Linked DNA regions of Homo sapiens: region 2 is linked to region 1. A link is a contact called in ENCODE Hi-C data. All regions are on one chromosome and are shown on one strand. Each heading gives the region's core, a stretch centred on a gene start or an enhancer-like site at or near the end of the contact. The rest is flanking DNA. Distances are from core to core; before and after follow the strand shown. Region 1 overlaps C1QTNF7-AS1 (C1QTNF7 antisense RNA 1). Region 2 overlaps CD38 (CD38 molecule).

What was found. Hi-C counts contacts between places; a loop is a spot of excess contacts on that map. Pooled maps may share reads with other maps.
Region 2: a map with no recorded cell type shows a loop between it and region 1 (3-fold over the local background). The contact joins two enhancer-like sites. A Hi-C loop is called at or near these places in 3 of 37 single-sample maps with no recorded cell type and 7 of 50 pooled maps.

What each region holds. Positions count from the first base shown.
Region 1 is chr4:15,231,656-15,237,796 of GRCh38, reverse strand. The region is part of intron 2 of C1QTNF7-AS1 (C1QTNF7 antisense RNA 1); the gene reads left to right. Among named protein-coding and RNA genes, the nearest start is that of C1QTNF7-AS1, 190 kb to the left of the region's middle. Within about 2 kb of position 4,621, at least 10 of the 41 ENCODE cell types and tissues checked have a DNase peak (open chromatin) inside an H3K27ac peak, as active enhancers do.
Region 2 is chr4:15,805,513-15,811,175 of GRCh38, reverse strand. All of the region lies in intron 1 of CD38 (CD38 molecule), which reads right to left. Among named protein-coding and RNA genes, the nearest start is that of CD38, 30 kb to the right of the region's middle. Within about 2 kb of position 2,040, at least 3 of the 41 ENCODE cell types and tissues checked have a DNase peak (open chromatin) inside an H3K27ac peak, as active enhancers do.

The DNA of each region.
Region 1 (6,141 bases), core at 3,372-5,871:
CTTTAAGACTATTTTGATTCTGAATTTTCCTGGCTCCTAAGCCCTTTTGACTAAATGTTCTGTTCCTGGCCCCATATTTTCTGCTTGGAGCCAGTGGCAGCTCTGCCTTCTCCAGAACTGGCTTGGTAGTGCCATTCGTGGAGTTTGAATCCAAACACCGTTTCTACGTGCGTCAGGAAACTATATCCCCAAACACACCCTTTTAGATGCCATCTATAAAGCAAACTTTAACAAGATCTTCAAGTAATGAGCAAAATGGGTCTCCCTCTTTCCATCTCACCTAATTCCTGATCTTTGCTTGATCACTAACTTACATTTTCTTAACCCCTACGTGAAAGAACAATGGTTTTCTGAGTAATAAACTGTTTAGAATATCAACACATTCTCAGGAACAAAAAACCCAAAATTAACTTGTTCTAAGAAAATGTCACAGACCCCTCCTGTGGCAGTAGTTGTTCAATACATTTAGTAGTAAAAATATGCCATGTGTCCATCAATTTCAATTTCCTTTCATCTTTTGGTCACTGAGCTATTTTTATCACAACACTTTCATTCCAAAGATGTATTTTTTCCCCTTATATCTACCAATTCTCCAATTCTCCAGACACCAGCTGGGTCCCCTACATTTCAATTCAATTTTTTTGCCAACTACCAAGAGTTAGCATACACCTCTTAGTTAGAGCTCAGTCCCATAAGACAGCTCCCACTTCAGACACTAGTCACAAGTCCTGAGCTCTCTATACTTCTAATAGGCTATACATCGGGGGTTCCCATGACCCCCTTCTCAGGTTTAATAATTTGCAGAACAGCTCACAAAACCCAGGGAAACATTTCGTTTATGTTTTCTCGATTTTTTTTTTTTTGAGACGGAGTCTCGCTCTGTCGCCCAGGCTGGAGTGCAGTGTCACGATCTCTGCTCACTGCAACCTCCACCTCCTGGGTTCAAGTGATTCTCCTGCCTCACCCTCCTGAGTAGCTGGGATTACAGGTGCACGCCACGATGCCCAGCTAATTTTTGTATTTTTAGTAGAGACGGGGTTTCACCATATTGGCAAGGCTGGTCTTGAACTCCTGACCTCGTGATCCGCCCGCCTCGGCCTCCCAAAGTGCTGGGATTACGGGTGTGAGCCACCGCACCTGGCCTCTGGCTTATGATAAAGGCTACAAACTCAGAAACAGCCAATGGAAGAGGTGCATGGGGCAAAGTATGGGGAGGCACACATCTGAGTGCACCACCCTCCCAGTACCTCTATGCGTTCACCAACCTCGAAGCTCTCTGGGCCCCGTCATTTAGCAGTTTTCACGGAAGTTCCATTTTATGGGCATGACTGATTCAATCATTGGCCATTGGCAACTGAATTTATTCTCCAGCCCCTTTCCCCTTCTCACGGGTCTGAGGGTGGTACTGAAAGTTCCAGCTTTCTACTTATGCCTTGGTCTTTCCTGAGGCTAGGCAGGGGCCTCCAGCCTCCAGCCACCAGCCATCTTATTAGCACACAAAAAGACACCTTATCACTCTGCACATTGCAAGGGTTTTAGGAGCTACATGCCAGGAACTGGGGACAAAGACCAAATATGTATTTCTTATTATGGCACAGGCACATAGCCAGACTGCATTTCTCAGCCTCACTGGCAGCTAGGTGGCCATGTGAATGAGTTCTGGCCAATGGAATGTGTACACGAAAGATGTCTGTCGCCAACAGGCCTGCTCTCTAAAATTCTCCATAGCTAACCCCAGTGCCCTCTCTTCCTTTGTTTGCTGTTTGGAGGCAGAGTGTCCAGTGATGGACTCAGAGGCCCTTAAGAAGATCAGAGCTAGTGGATGAAGGATCCTGAAGCCCTAAATGATAGCAGAGTCAGCAGATGAAACAGCCTGTGTCCTTGACTAAAACAGAGCACCCCCACCTGCCTACCTTCGTTGCAATGTGGCATTAACAAGAAGTAAGCCTTTATTGTGTCAAGCCACAAAGGGGGCTGTTTGTTACAGCAGTTGGCCTCCACTGACTAATACAATACACCTGCGTGCCCCAGACTTTGAGGCTCCAAACCAGTTTCCTTGACTCTCTAGGCTGGTGCTTCTTCTGGAGAAAATCTGACCGATTTTAAAACAAATTCTGCCAAGAAGTATGTATTTAAACAGAAGCATTCCCCTTAAGTTTCTTTTCAATGGGGTGTGTGTGTGTGTGTGTGTGTGTGTGTGTGTGTGTGTGTGTGTTTAGGGTCGAAGGAGTTTCTTTCAGATTGGCTTTGATGTCTAATAATCCTATCCATTGCTGTTACAAGTAAAATGAACCAAATAGAAAAATAGCTTCTTAGGGAGGGGAAAAAGGAAGCTGTCCCCATCATTTCTGGTGGCCAAGGATTACCGTGGCAGAACTATTGTCTTTTCTCTCGGCCTGTGCTGTCTTTGGCAGAGGCTCCAACTTATGACCTATCTAAATTAAAGTTTTCCCCTGGAGATGGATTTTATGAGGGGAACTTAGCAATTAGGAAAGAATGGCTAGGTTTCTGCCCTGTAGAGTGGGCCAGAAATGTCACATCCAAACCCTGAGATACAAAACACTTCCCCTGATTATCCAACAACCAAGTGCATTTTAGTAATTTGGTTCTCTTCAACCCATCAGTGGCTGCCCAGGGAATGTGAAATGAGGGAAATATCAAGTTGTTTCTTAGTTGTTTTTGGTCATTTCCCTAACAGACATTATCAAAAATATAACAGGAGAAAAGCCAAGGCAAGAAGGACTTCATTTTGTCTTCAGTGATTTTTTGCTCAGTGATGACTGTGTTTTCTTCTGCACTATGCGATGAGCTGGCTGATGTGGCTACAGCTGGGATAATCAGCTGCAACATGGAAAACCCAAAACCACAGCATCTGGGGAGCTTTCCAAAGGCTAATTGGAATTGTTTACCGTGGGCTTTCTTCTTAAATGATTCATTACTCTACAAAACCAGTATGACTAAATTAAATTGTAAATGTGTCCATCATAAAAGGCTAGGAAATACCTCTTTTATTTGCTTCCCATTTCAGCATTACAGTGGAGTTGGAAAAGTGCTTCGCTGTTATCAGCAGCAATATTTGCTGTGAGTTTTTCATAGACCATGGGTGCCTGACCTGTCTATAGAAAAATAAATTTCATTTTACCAAAGTCTTGAGATCATCTAGAGCAGAAGTGGTTGGGAAATAGGCAGATGGGTATAAGCATGGATTTTGCCTCTTTCAGTTACTGTGACTTTGGGAAGGTTGTGGAAACCTCCCCAGGTTCTATTTCCTCTTTTGTAAACTACAGACGACAGTATCCAATCAAGGGTTACTGAGGGGTTTAAGTGGGAGAATAAATAATGAGCACCTGGCACTTAGTAGCTGTTCAGTAAATCCTGTCTTTCTCCCAGAGATTGGCAGCAAAGAGCCTGGGATCCCTGTATTATCCTCCTCCCTCATGAACTCTAGAAGACAGTGAGAGAGAGAGAGAGAGAGAGAGTGAGCGAGCGTGTGTACGGGAGGAAGTGATCATCTAGTGGGAGAGTCACTGCAGATTAGTCAGAGACCTTAAAGATGGGAATATTTCAATCTCCTCGCTTCCAGTCAGAGGTCAAATTCAAGGTTGCAGGAAGGGAGATGACATGTCAGAAGCCCGCTAGCCAGCAGGAGATGGAGCCAGGACTCAGACCTGCTCCTTTGCCATAGTTTAGGCCATGAAAGTTTTCTCCCGAATGATAATAGGCATTATTTATTGAGCACATACTAGGTGCCAGACATTTACAACAACCTTGTGAGAAAGGCTTTATAACTTGCATTTCATTGATGAGGACACTGAGGCTCAGAGAGGCAAAGTTACCTGGCAGAGTCATATAGTCACCCAGGGTATGTTGTGAAGCACCCCCTGGTATACCAGACTTCAAAGCCTTTGTTCATCACACTGTTTGACACTGCTGGAAAGAGGCTCTGAGATTTACCAGCATGCTTCAGTTTCAGAGGTCAGAACATGTGCAGATGAACTAACGGCAGAGGATTCGTAAGCCGAGCCTTTTCTGTTCATTTGTTCCGTACCACATGTAAAAGTTCAATCAGCAAAATCACCTCCGGCCAGCAAAAGAACCACTTCCTGCCCATCTTTTTAGATTGTGTTCTCCTGATGATTTTCAAGGGGGCTCAGAGCCCAGATTAATTCAACAGAATAACAGAGCAAACCAGCTTCATTCCCACAAACATCACGTCCAAGTTGCTATGAGGTGACTTCAGTTCATTATCCGGTTGAGCCTGGAATGGGCAAGCTTCAGGGTGTCCCCACACCCACGGCAGACCCAGGCTCTTGGTGCCCAGATGGAAGGGTGGAAACAGAAGGTCCAGCCCATCTGTCTAATGGTTGTCCCTTGGCCAGCTAGTGGGATCTCCTCAAGAGCTTTGTGTGGCAGCTGCCTCAGCCTGGAAAGAGCTTGGCAAATTAGAAAGGAAAACAAACCCAAAGAGGAAACGCTGCTTGCAGCCCAGGCAGCTTTTGCATTATCACTTTCTCCTCTTTTGTGCTGAGTTTCAGATCTGTGACTTTCAAACAAAAGGGTTTTCTGGCCCAAACCTCCAGCTCGTTGTGAAAAAACCATGCACAAAAGTGGATTCAGCTGGCACAGCCCGTGTGACCTTGTGCCCGTGACTCCACAGCTCCTCTGTTTTCAGTGGGGAAGGAGAGCACAGTAATGAAACACAGGGTGGCTTTGCCATTTCCCAGCGATATGGCCTTGGACAAACATCTTGCCTTCTTTTGACTTCAATATCCATGTCTACAGTAGAAAACAGTAACAGCACTCACTTCAAAGGCTGTCAGGGAATTAAATGAGCTCACAAGTATGGAATCCTTAGAACAATCCTGAGTTCCTGCTGCATGCCCTGTGGGTTCAATGTACACTGTTATTATATTTTCTCATCAGTAAAACGAGAATAGTAATAGCACTTGCGTAGGATTGTTGTGAGGTTCAAATGACCACATGTTTCTGAAGAACTTAGTACACAGTGGGTGCTAGGAACTAAATACCAGATCTCATGCAGAGAGGCTGAGCAGAGATGCCTTTAAGAGGGTTGATTTGGAGACCTTGAATGCAGACAGCCAAGTCTGGTCTCTGCCAATTACCAAATAAGAATTAGACAGATCAGGTCATTAACTTATGCAGTTGATAGTTCCAGGAGGTGATATTTGAGGAAAATGAAAAAGTCAGGCAGGCAGCAGGGTGTGTGGTGAAAACACAGTGGGCTGGGGTCAGAAGTCCTGGCTTGGAATCCTGACGCGACCGTCTGGATGTAGGTAGCCTTGGGCAAATCTCTTCTTCACTTTGGCTTCAATTTCTTCTTCTGTAAAAGGAGAATTTGGTGATGTCCCAAATTCCTTCTAATGCTAATACCAGATAATTTAATGTTATTTTCGGGCATCACTCCCATTCACTGCTAGTGGGAATGATAAAACAATAAATTTATTCAAGTGAATAATTTAGCGTAATCTAGTTCATATGAAGATATGCACGTCCACCTCCATTATGGTGTGTCTCAATAATTTTATACCTGTTCATTCAAAAAATATTTATTGAACCCTAATTATGTCCCAGGTGCTGTTCTAGTAGCTAGGGATACTCCAGTGAACAAAACAGATAAAAATCCCAGCTGTCAAGGAGTTTATGTTCCAACAAGGTAGACAAATCACTCACAAGAAAAAAATTTAAAAAATAAGTGCTTAAGGGAAACTGAAAAAGTAGGGAAGGTTGTGGTTTTGGATGGGGTGTGTCTGTTTCCCCACTGGATGGGAGCATGGCCTCATCCAGGGCGGTACCTGGCACGCAGTAGTTTCTGATTAAAGGTTAGGTGAACAAATGCCCAAATGAGCAGACCCTGAGTCCTGAAAAGACTGATTTGATGCACATGTGTGTAGTCTGCGTATTTTTATCTGAAATGAATTAGCACCAGCAGTTTCCAGAGCAGAGCTGAAATGATTACATTACCATTATTTTAAATCTGAGAAGCACTAGGGAATGAGAACCACATCCTCCTCCCAAACCAGGCCAAACAGAGGAGGCCACAGAGCGGCCTTATTTGCACATTGCTGCCCCCTGGTGCTGGTATAAAAATATGGCCACATTTGCTTACCTCTAGGGTAAAAT
Region 2 (5,663 bases), core at 791-3,290, 580 kb before region 1:
TTCAGGACTTGCATCCAGAGTAGTAAAGAGCTCTTATAATTCAATAATAAATGGATAACCCAATTAACAAATGGGCCAATAATTTTATACACATTTTTTCATAAGAGATATAAAAATGGCTAATAAACACACATAAAAATGCTCAACATCATTAGTCACTAGGGAAGTAGAAATCAAAACGAAGAGATACCACTCACCACTCACTAGGATTGGGCTAGGGGTTGAATTATGTCCCATTTGAAACTCACATAATGAAGTCCTCAGCCCAGTACCTTAAAATGTGACCATTTAAAAATAGAACAGTTGCAGGTGTAATTAATTAATGCAAGGGTGGCATCCAACAATCATGTTTTAATAAGCCCTCCAGGCAATTCTGATGCAAGTTTAGGTTTGAGAATCATTGGGTTATACATGAAAATGTGAAGAGTTCAACAGCGGTTTCTTTCCAATATCTGTGCACCATATTTCCACTTCATCCACACTTGCCTTTGAAAGCTATGCCAGGAAACCATTATCAACCTGGTTTTCTCCGTACATTATATATTTAAGGAAAAAAAAGCTTATTACATTATGTACTTCAATGTCAATGAAAATTTATGGGGCACCATTTTGGATAGTTTAGAGAAAAGAGATTTGGCAGCGATTTTCCTTTAGGGGATCTTGTTTCAATTCTATTAATGCAGTGGCCTTCTTGGGAACTTCCTGTTCCCATACTCCAACTCCCTTGTAAAACTCTTCTACATCTTTCCTTAGCAGCATCTTTGCAGACAAAGATGGAAGAATAAGATAATTTTCCACTACAAAAGATCTGGCAGGAAAGAGAAATTCATGTGCACTGAGCACCTACATGTACCAGATGCTTTCATAAGTGTGTTTATATATAATCACCAAAACTTTTATTGAGTCCCACAGAGAATTAAGACACCTCCAGAATTATTTTTATTCTTCTTGGGTATATATATCCTACTTCAAGAAACATTACCTCAGTATTCAAGAAAGTCCAGGTTACAAATTTAACAGAATTCCTTGTTTAGACGGAGCAGAGCTATAGAACGTTAGAGTTGAAACAGACCTAGGAAGAGTTTGTAACTTAACTCTCTGCCCTTTCTACATCTTATGAATCCGAGCTTTCAGTGTGCCCTACAAATTAGAGAAAATGAGTAGAGGCAATGAGAAATCTGGGGGCAGGTTTTATGAAACTATTTATTTTATCCTTAAAGCCAAACACCTCACCTTGGTTGTGCGAGTCAATTTTTTTGTTGGTTTGGATATATATGTTGAAATAAAAAGGGATTGGGACTGCAGTAGACAGGGATGGGGGCAGATCTTTCCAACTAAAGAAGGAGCAGAGAAGGAATGAATCATTTCTGGAAGTTCAATAATATTTTTTTCAAAGATTCTTCTGTTCCAAAATTGGAAGTCTTCATCAGGAGACGTCTAGGGGTGCCTGCAGTTGGGACAGGGAGACAGTGTCACGGCAATTACTAGCTCAGCAGCCGTTCCTGAGAGCTCATTCTGTGCCGGTGATTTGCTCCTTCCTAAACCAGAAGTGCTGTTGGAAGTCAGAGGTTCTCAGCCCTGGCCACACTTCAAGGTCACCTGAAGAGCTTTGGAAAAGCTGCAGTGCCTGCTTTCAGACCCACCAAGTGAGAATGGGGAAAATGGAAGACCCCAGAACCAAGAATTTCTAAAAAGGTCTCCCAAACGATTCTAATGGTCAACCAGGGGTGATGAGAAGTAACCTAACGAAACCCCTTCATTTCGCAAATGAGAAAAAGGAAGTTTATAAAGGAAATGTGACTAGCCCGAGGTCACACAGCTGTTAAATGTTAGACCAGCAGTTATTCAACTAGTTTTCCCCAGCACTTAAACTCAGGCAGAACCAGAACCTCCAAGTGTCTCCTGATTCCCTCCACCACCTCCCTCAGCTGCTACTGCCTTACTTTACTTTCATTTCTTACCGCCAGTTAGCCAACAATCAGCAATGACTAATCATTGTACTAATTATAACAACCACAACAATTAGCATTTACCAAGTGCTTTCTTCACGCAGCCATCTGGCTAAGTGTTTTACAGGCATCTCATTGGATCCTCATTCACACATACCTATTATCTCCAGTTTACCTATAAACTCAGAAGACCAAGTAACTTGCCCAACACTCCACAACTAGAATATCCCAGCCAGAATTTGCATCTTGTCCTGTCCAAGTCCAGACCACATACCCCTAGACACTTCACCAGACAGCCTCCCAAGAGGCCATCCCAAACGTTGCTTCCAAGAACAGAGGGCGAGCCCCCTACAATATTTTTAGAGAAAGAAAAGCTTTTCTTGAATAGCTCTTTTTCCAGAGCCACCTACTCAGCCACCATGATGGAACCAAATAGTTACCGTAGGGCCAGGCAAGGCTAATGCAATCAAGCAAACAAATCTGAAAGTAATTCATAACATCATTTTGAACTGTTCAACTATAATTCCTTCATCCTAAGACCTTAAAACCAGGGCATCTTCAATGCTTCTCTGTCCAAAAAACACTAGGAGAAATCACCCCACACTGATCAATCCATGTTGTAAGAATAGCTATCCCTGGACTAGTATAGAGTGGTTTTGTGACCTTCTATTCTCCTTCTTATAGTCTCAATTTTTCTGCGATAAGCATAAATTACAATGGGGGTCATAACAAAAATTTGATTTTCTTGTTAAATTGCCTGGGCAACTATACCAAATGTTGGAGAATCTTGGAGGGTCTTAGGAAATGGAAACATCTCAGGTCCAAGCACCCTTGGTGGTCACCTGTTATTTTTGTGCCTCTCCCAGGTCTCTTGGTCACAATGTATCCTTTCGCATCCCTCATCCAGATAAAGACCACACTGTGTAACAGGTAAGACAGTGTTGGTGCCCCAGACCCATGTGCTGAGGTCTAATGATGTGAAATGTGGGGTGGGGAGGGAGGCTAGGACTACAGACCTCTTCCAATAGAGCTTTCTCCCCAAACACTTCCTTGCATCCTTAAGCAAAATTGGATACCTAGTCACAAGAATCACAGAACACACCCAGAATCACACTACAAATAATGTCAGGGAGACAGGTAATAAAGAGTCTCAAGCAAAGCAAGGAGAGAATGGCACAACCTGCAAAGCCCCACTGGTCCTGCCTTCCTTCCTGCATGAGACATATGCTTTCAGGCCCAGAAGAATGAATAAAGTCACTAAGTGAGGTTTCGTGGGGTTCCTCACACAGTCAAAGGGATCTAAGGGATGAAGTCTCCAATTTATTCCATAGAGAATTGTACAGCTTACATGATCTTCCAGGGAATCATGCCTCACGGATTCTGGATTTAGTTTTCAGAAATAATCCTTTAATCAAGGACATCCTGCTAAGGGTATTCTAGAGATGGAGCTCTTTGTTTTAGCAAATATTTTCAGTCTATCTGCATAGAGCTCCAATAGAAAAGGAGATCAGACCAGCTCATCTGCCTTCCTCTGGTTCCCTCAAGAGCACTCCTCTCCTCAAATTGAGTAAAGTGATCCCAGTCTAGCTGCTTTAGCTCCTTCCTTCTGGGACCTCACATGCACAGGCTGTATTGTATGTGGAGATGTTGATAATGACAAAGCAGTGCAGCCCCCCCTGACACTCAGGAGCTGGCCTGGCCCCCACAGTTGGGCCTTAGTGTCCTTCAGCTGAGCATAATCAACTCCATGGGACACCAGCATCAGACAAGGCCACTGTGTACGTGGCCTATCACCATGATAGACCATGATGTGAACACAAGCAAAAATAGCATCCAAACCATAAAGTAATAGCCAAACATCCTTTTATCATAGCTGATAGGAGTGACTGCCACTTCTTTACTTATTACAGCTTCAGCCTTCTCATTCTTCCAGCCCAGTAGAGGAAATTTATTTAAACATCCTACCACAGACTTACTACCATCCCACTACTTCCTGGCAGCATCCAGGAAAAGCCAGTCTCCTTGAACCTTTCCCCCAAATCTCCTAAAACAAGCCCAAATCCTCAGTAAGTCCTTTCTAACGTCATCGGATAAAACCTGCCCCACCCTCATGAGTCTCTACGCTGAGTGTCCTCCCTTCTTGCAGAGAGCAACAAACCCACCTTTTTCAATTACAGTGTGTTCCTGGTGGTCTTAGGTTGTGGGGGCATTGACAATAACAAACAATCTTGAAGGTGATATTAAAGAATCAAAGGGATTATGACAATTGGACTGCCATAATCAGTGTTTATGCTTGGCCAAAGCTCCGTGATCAGCTTCTGAACAAGACAACTAACCCACTGATGAAAGTTTACCTAGAAGGCTGGAGAAGCCTCGATCTGTTAGCAGTTTTCTGCTCACCTCCGCAAACGGTGACCTGAGGCTCAACACAGCATAGGATGGGCACAAATGTCAAGATTCAAGGTCAATGGCATGTTTTCCCTTTCCTACCATTCTGCTCCTGCCAATAGATCCCAGACCTCTCACTCACCCTATCGCCCTGTACATCATTCCGTCGAGTTCACCTCCCACCACTTTCTTCTGCCTTCTCTGACCTACCCAAGGTGGATTGACTCCAGGTGCTCAGAGGGAGGAGGCAGCACTACCAGGAGAAAGGGATAGTCATGATCACCAAAGAGCATTCACCACCTGCCACTGTGCCAAGTACCTGCCATTTAAATCTCATACTAGTCCATGGGCGGGGTATTAGCATCTTCCCTGTTTTAGAAATAAAGAGACTAAAGCGTTATCACCTTGTCCAAGTGGCAGAGCTGCCTCACATGCCAAACTGTGTTCTTTTTGCAAAGCAATGCTGCCTCCCACAGGAAATTTACAACCATGGCCCTACCCACAGAATAGGATTGGTTCTAACAGAAATGAGGATCTGAGACCCCAAGAGGAGTTCTCATTTCCCTAGATGGTACAAAAGGGTCAGGACCAGAATAGGGCACAGTTATTCCCCAGTGCTGGGGTAAAGTGAGTCAGATAAGAGGGCACGGGGCAGGAAGACATGAAAACACAGATATATTTGGTGGTTAAATCCAATTTGTCTGCGGTCAGCCTACTTCAGGTGTCACAGCTCTGTGCTAGCACCTCTCTCTAAACCTATACCATTCTCACAAAGAGCAACTATGTTTCAAAGTCCCCATCAATTAAGCAATATCACCTTCATAATGTGTCCCTCTCCAGGAAAACTCTCACCCCCTAAATCCTCTTGCCTAAAAGCACTCAGATCTTGCAGGGTAATTACACTCGTCCTTTAAATTTTACAGCTGTCAGTTCCCATAGGGCAGGCTGTCTGGGCTCAAAGAAAACAAGCAGGTTAACTCAGCTATTAATTCTCAAATTTGAGGCTACCAGAACCTGTGTTGAAGGTAAAGACTGCCACCTTGTGGGAGAAGTGAGTGACTGGTGAGAGTCACTGAGACAATTAGGATTATCTAAGTAGAATCTTACAATCAGAAAACTCTTCAGGCTGAAGGAAAGCTTAGAAATCATTAATTCATCAACCTAGCAAATATTTATTGAGCAAATACTAGGTGCTAGAAACACTTGTGAGCACTTAGGGTACATCAGTGAACAAAACACAGGTCTCTGTTCTTCTAGGAGTTTACATTTTACTGGAACAAAGACGGACAATAAACAATAAACATAATGAATATGTAAGTTATAAAG